Linked DNA regions of Homo sapiens: region 1 is linked to region 2. The links are chromatin contacts, found by Hi-C in ENCODE. All regions are on one chromosome and are shown on one strand. Each heading gives the region's core, a stretch centred on a gene start or an enhancer-like site at or near the end of the contact. The rest is flanking DNA. Distances are from core to core; before and after follow the strand shown.

What was found. A loop is a pair of places that touch in the nucleus more often than their neighbours do. Pooled maps may share reads with other maps.
Region 1: a map of OCI-LY7 shows a loop between it and region 2 (7-fold over the local background). The contact joins the promoter of OGFRL1 here to the promoter of KCNQ5-DT in region 2. A Hi-C loop is called at or near these places in 2 of 168 maps with a recorded cell type or tissue (OCI-LY7 and naive thymus-derived CD4-positive, alpha-beta T cell) and 9 of 50 pooled maps.

The regions. Positions count from the first base shown.
Region 1 is chr6:71,286,956-71,290,060 of GRCh38, reverse strand. It overlaps OGFRL1 (opioid growth factor receptor like 1), which reads right to left and starts at 1,250. Exons shown (of 7, transcript NM_024576.5): 1 at 891-1,250. The coding sequence starts at 1,124. The region is part of intron 3 of LOC124901339 (a long non-coding RNA gene); the gene reads left to right. RefSeq lists a silencer at 538-1,597.
Region 2 is chr6:72,621,111-72,624,324 of GRCh38, reverse strand. It overlaps KCNQ5-DT (KCNQ5 divergent transcript), which reads left to right and starts at 1,646. Exons shown (of 3, transcript NR_186827.1): 1 at 1,646-1,793. It overlaps KCNQ5 (potassium voltage-gated channel subfamily Q member 5), which reads right to left and starts at 2,261. Exons shown (of 14, transcript NM_019842.4): 1 at 1,738-2,261. The coding sequence starts at 2,135. RefSeq lists silencers at 927-976, 2,007-2,266 and an enhancer at 625-1,576.

The sequences.
Region 1 (3,105 bases), core at 1-2,500, 1.3 Mb after region 2:
GCGGTGTTAGCTGTAATATTTAGGTTATGATTCCCCCAAAACCCTGTGGTCACATTGGACTTTGGGCTCCATTTTCCCAATCTCCATCGCCCCTAGCTGATAAAGAGAAGGGCCTAATGTGGAGCGGCAAACCTGAACCACCTCCAGGATGCACACTTCTTCAGGGGGTCGGCTACATATTTCCTCCTTTTTAAAGTTCCTGATTATTTTCAGTCCATCAGAGGTTAAGGGGCTTATCTCTTGACTAACCTCTCCTCCAAGCTGTATTAGTCAAACAGTTCAAACACAGTTGGATCAACAAGTCTTCTGGTGAAATAAGATTCGTGAAGAATGCCCTGAATCCTAGGTTGAAAGGCCTGAGTTGGGCAGAACAGTGACGTATGAACTTCAGATGAGGGCCTACACTTCTGACGGCTTAGACCCCACTGTAGGGGAGAGCGCTGGCTGCTTGCACTTGTAGCCCCACCTTATTCTGAGTAATTTTTTTTTTTTTTTTTTTTTTTTTTTTTTTTACCAATAACACACACTAGAGGGGTTGTCAAAATCCTCTATTTTTAGACAGGTTCCTCCCACCCCACCTTCGCATAATCCAGCTGCTCTGCAGAGGCAAAGAAAACACCCATTCAAGTTGGGTTCTGCCTTGAGGGACTTCCTCGCCGTGCCCTCGGCCAGGCCCCAGGCCGGCAGTGGGAGGGTCCGGCGCTTTGGGCTCCTGCAGGCCCCCGGGCTCCACCGGGAGACAGGTCAGCCGCGGCGCGGAGGGGTCGGGTCGCAGCGGCGAGCAGCCACCTGGCGCCCCTGGCCTCCGAGCGCGAGGGCGGCTTGGCACTTGCCCCTCTGGGGTGTCGGGGCGCCCCAGCCCGACCCGAGGCCACCGCTGGGCCGCGTACCTGCTCGGCGCCCGCCGCCTCGGCGTCCTCGTCCGGCGCGGGGCTGGCGCCGGGCCGCCCGCCGGCTTGCTCCGGGGGCTGCGCGGGCTGCTCGGACTCCTGCCCCGGGCCCTCGCTGCCGCCGCCCGGCCCTGGTTCTTCGGGCTCGGGCTCCGAGTCGGTCTGCCAGGTGGAGTCGCAGTCCTCCACGGTGGTGGGCTCGCGGAAGCTGACCCCGCCGAGCAGGTTGCCCATTGAAGAGGCGGCGGCGGGCGCGGGGCTGCGGGGCTGCGGGGCGCAAGCTGCGGCAGGCGCTCTAGGGCCCGGGCATGGCCGCGGCGAGGGCGCTGGGCGGCAGCCTAGGCGCGCCCGCCCCGCACTGCCTCAGCGCGGCGAGCGGCGGACAGGCACCCTCGCGGGGAGGAGCCGGCGGCCCCGGGACCGCCGCCGCGCGCGCCTGAACCCGCCCATCCGGCTCCTTCTCCTCCCCACAGGCGGGAGCTGCCGCCGCCCAGAGCCCCCAGGGGAGCCAACTGCGGCCCCCAGCCGAGCGCCACCGGCCCCAGGCCGCGCCTCCCTTCCACGTTTCTCCCCGGAACACCTGCCTTCACGCGGCCCCCGGCGGCCCCCGGAGTGGATTGGGGTCGGCTACTACCCTCGCCGCCCGGAGCCGGGGGACGCCCTCCCGGGGCATCTCCCAGCTGAGCGGGATGAGGGATCCCGCCCAGCTCCTGGAGCTGAGGACTGGCGTGGACGTGGTGTCGAAGAGGTGTCACCGTCAGCAGGCGGGTCCTGTCCACACCCCCTCCCCCTCTCCCTGGTCCAGGAGGAAGACACTTTAGCTGCAGCAGAGGACAAAAGCTGATGGTGCCGGGCACCATATAAACAGGAAATCCCAGCTGCCACAACTGTACTTAGGGCAGCCACCTAGAGTCCTTGTGGTCTAGAAAAAGTCAGAGCTATCAGTCACCTCATCTAATGAGCAATCGCTCGTGAAACAAAAGGAACAGTAACAACTGGACCATCACATTGATTTGCGGGTAACCTTACACCCACTACAAATTGGTGCTCCGTGTAGGCAAAAATCTCAGAATCAGTAGAACAGATGGGCTGTTTCTAATGGAAGAAGCCTCGGCCCTGTGGTCTGTTCTGCAAATGAAAGGAGGAGGGAGAACTGTGTTAGGGAAGTTCTTTCTTTTTTCTGTTCTGTTCTGTTCTGTTCTGTTCTGTTCTGTTCTGTTCTGTTCTGTTCTGTTCTGTTGTTCTGTTCTTTCTTTTCTTTCTTTTTGAGACAGAGTCTCCCTCTGTTGCCCAGGCTGCAGTGCAGAGGCGCGATCTCGGCTCACTGCAACCTCCGCCTCCTGGTTTCAAGCAATTCTCCTGCCTCAGCCTCCCAATAGCTGGGATTACAGGCATAAGCCTATAGAAGTACGTAAAGATAAGGTAGTATTATCAAATATGTGACCCAGAGAAAAGTGACTGTTGTAAAATGTGTCTTCTGGCTTTCTAACTAGAAGGGAAGCCTCTTTGCAGGCAGCCCCCGTCTGAAAGTGTGTCTGTATTTACAGTGCTGTCAACTTGGTGGATGCTCAGTAAACATTTGTTAAATATGGACTAAGAAAGATGAGCTAGATATTTGAAGATTAAACTGTTGAACTTGGAATGAATAGTTTCTTTTCAAATGTTTCATGATGAAGTAGGAAGCCAAATCATGTTAGATGGACTGTTTCTAAGGGAAGAATCAGGTAAACCAGCTGCCTATTCCATGGATAAATCAGGATTACCTAAGCTCTTCATGCACTGCAACAAGACATCTAGGCTGTAGCTCTGTCACTAATCAGTTTCTGACTTTAAGTAGGTCACATGAACCTAAACTTCCTCATTTGTAAAATGAAACCAGATCTCTGGGAGCCCTTCCAGCTCTGACCTTCTGTGATCCTATGACTGGGAAAAGCTCTGAAACTAATAAGAAATAGACACGGGGTGCACAAAAAGACTTTTGGGGCCGGGTGCGGTGGCTCACGCCTGTAATCCCAGAACTTTGGGAGGCCGAGGCGGGCAGATCACCTGAGGTCAGATGTTCAAGACCAGCCTGGCCAACATGACGAAACCTCATCTCCACAAAAAAATATAAAAATTAGCCTGGCTTGGTGGCGGGCGCCTGTAATCCCAGCTACTTGGGAGGCTGAGGCACGAGAATCACTTGAACGCGGGAGGTGGAGGTTGCAGTGAGCTG
Region 2 (3,214 bases), core at 397-2,896:
CCAAATTGAGCATTATAATTGCTAAATTATTTTAGTATATTCTGACAGGTCAAAATAATTTACCAGGCTTATTAAGTAATATGTTTAATTACATATCAGGTCAGAGGAGATTAACGAGAAAAGTGTCAGTTGCATTTCTCTATCATTATCCTAACCACATTTAAATAAATGTGAATTTTACATAAAAGTTATACTTTTTGATGTAATGATGATGCAACACAACCGTTCTCCTTGTGTGCATTGTAAAACGGAAAGTTGGCTGGAATATTCTGCCTAATGCTACATGTTCACGTCAATCTGGGACTGTAAAATTTTCCAGACACCAGAGCCCCACAGATTGTAGACTCCACCAATTTCCTGACTCCTATGTGGTTGAATTCCAGGTTCACCTAGTTACAAAACCAGCCCTTCTTCCATGTTATTTCAAAACACGTTTCTGGTGTTGATGCTAATTCTGCATCCCAGGAGAGAGCTATGTATGGATGACATAACTTATTTCTAAAAGAAACCTAGTCCGTGTGCTCAAAACTTATTTTACTAGGAAACAAGGAATGTATCAGCGAGTATCTGCAACTTTCTCTACTGGTCTTCTAAGGTTGATGTCTTTATATTTCATCTTAACAAAAAAGAAGCAGAAATAATAATACTAAAAAAAGAGGAAGCAAAAGGAGAAGAGGAAGAAAAAAAGAATTAGACACGAGGTAACATTATAAAAACAACCTTAAAATGCCCAGATAAACGTAACTCTAATAGGAGACTGAATGAATGGACTTTGTGGGAAAAACAGTAGTAAACTTTAAAGCCACTGAAAGGTTTTAAATGCCTAAGGGAAAAATAAACATTTGCTTCCAATCATTTTCTCATTAAGCATTCTCTGCTAGATGGAGAAGGCTTACTACACACACACACACACACACACACACACACACACACTCTTTGACTCCGCGCCACAAACGGGGACTTAACCCACTGCCCGATCTCTGTCAGAGGCGACCCATTTGCGCTTCTGCTATCGCACCTCCGCCCGCGTTCCTGCGCCCCAGGTTCCCCGCTGCCTCCCCGCCCCCTGCAGCGCGGGAGCGTTGCTTCGCCTGGCCTGCTGGCCTCCTCTAGACCTTGGCCACCTTCTCCGTGGCAGGAAGGGCTACATGCACTGACAGATTTTCCGTTGGTGGTGGCTGGGTGGTGGCGAGGCGTGTTTCCGGGCGCGCTTAAAACCTAGCAGCTCTCTCCAAGTAGCAGCTTCCCCTACTCCGCCCCTAGGACTGAGGACCTAGCCCTCGATGCCCCCTCACTTCTCCCCGTCCTACCCCGCCATCACCTCCTAACCTCTCCAGTATACTCTCAAGCCTCACACGGGCGCCTGTCCTCCCTTTGCATTCCCTAGCTCCCGGGCGCCCCGTTCGGTTGAAGTTTACGTATCTTGGGACCTAATTGCTCCCAATTATCCGCGCAGCCTAAGTCCCGCGTCTGCCTGGCTCTCGCCCCGGGAGCCTGAAGCTACCGGGCAGTTCATTGGGTGTCCTCGGGGAAAAGGTTCAAGCTGTAGAGATGAGAGAAGTGGGGCTGGGGGAGGGGAGAGGCTCCAGAAGGAAGACCACGAACACGTGCGAAGAAATAAAAGCCACCACGTGTGCACGCGCGCGGGGGCCCAAGGGCGCGAGCGCGGAGCACGCCCCAGGGGGCCAGGGACAGTGGTCCCCTGCAGCGGGCATAGCAGGGGGCGCGGGTACTCACACGAAAGCGTGGTAGATGAACGCCCAGCCGCGGGGTCTCTCCAGCACGTTGTACAGGTAGTTCTGCACCCGCCGGTACTTGACGTTGCGCCGGCAGCTCTGGCTACTCGTGTAAGAGAGCGGCTTCCCCAGCAGGCTCATCCGGGCCCCCTGCTTGCCCCGGCGGCTCTCCCTCAGGCCACCGCCGCCGCCACCGAGCGTGGCCGCGCGGGTGCCCAGCAGTAGCAGGCCGTCGCCCCTGGCGGCTGCCGAGTTCAGCAGCACCCTGCCCCGGCCGGACTCCACATCCTTCATGCCGCTGCCCAAGCGCCCCCCGCCCGCCGCCGCCGCCGCTGCGCCGCTCTTCACCCAGAGCCCGGCGGCGCCGCCCTCCTCTCCTCCCGCGTGGTGGCGGGGCATGGCATCACCACGGGCACCGCGAGGGGGCCGCCAGCGCCTGCGGCGGGGGCAGCGGCCTCATGTGCGCCGGCGGGTTTCAAGGAGGAAGCCGGCGGCCGACGGGGCGCCCGCCAGCCAGAGACCTCTGAGCCGGGGGCGGGGAAGCAGGCAGCCAGCAAACCGCCCGGGCTTCGGGGCGGGAAAGGAGGGGCTGCAGAGGAGGCCGAGGAGTCCCAATTTCTAACAGCCTTTAGCTTCGAATTCTAAATCCGGACCTGTTTGGGGCGTCACTTTGAGAGGGTTTCTCTTGCTCCCTCATTCCCGCGACTACCACTCCCTCCTTCCCAAACTGCCCCCGGGGATAGAGTGGGGGAGTGCGGGGCGCTCCGAGGCGCGCTCCCACGCGCGCACACCCAGCCCCAGGCTTCCCCTTCCCTCTCTCCACTCCCCACGCCCTGCAGCGAAACGGCCCCAGAAGCCCCTCTCCGAGGCGCGAGTTCGGTTTGGTTCTGGCAGGGGCTTTGCAGCTGTCCGGAAGGTGAAGTCAGCCTTGTGTCCTGAGGAGAAACTGGAGATGCAGGTCGCTGTGCCCTCCCGCTGCTACGTCGCTGCGCCGGATCCTGCCATCCTTCCGCAAGGGGTGAGAGCGGGAACAGCCCTGCCCTGCCTTCCAGGTATTATCTAGCCTGGAGGCTGGAGCGCAAGGTAACGCTCCGGGAAGTGGCACTCGGGTCCCCGCACACGGGCGAGTCCTCAGCAGTTCAGTGGACAGACCCGCAGGACGCGGCTGCCAAGTCCGCGAGGCAAGGACCAGGCATCTTCCCGCGCCTCACTCCAGCCTGCGGACTGTGACTTTCCATCCCAGTATCAGACAAGCTCGCGAGTAACTGAACATCCTTTCCAGTCCATGGGTGGGGTGTGGAAAGGGCGTAAAACTCCAAAGTGGCTCCTCCGCGGTGAGCGAGCTGCCCCGGGGCTCTGCCTGACTGCAGCGCGAAGCCTGGGAGAACAAACCCAGTTCCCTCCGTCAAGAAATTTCCATTTAAGTCCGAGAAAGTCATATGATTGAGAAGTTCAGCAGCGGCGGCGAGGACCCAGTG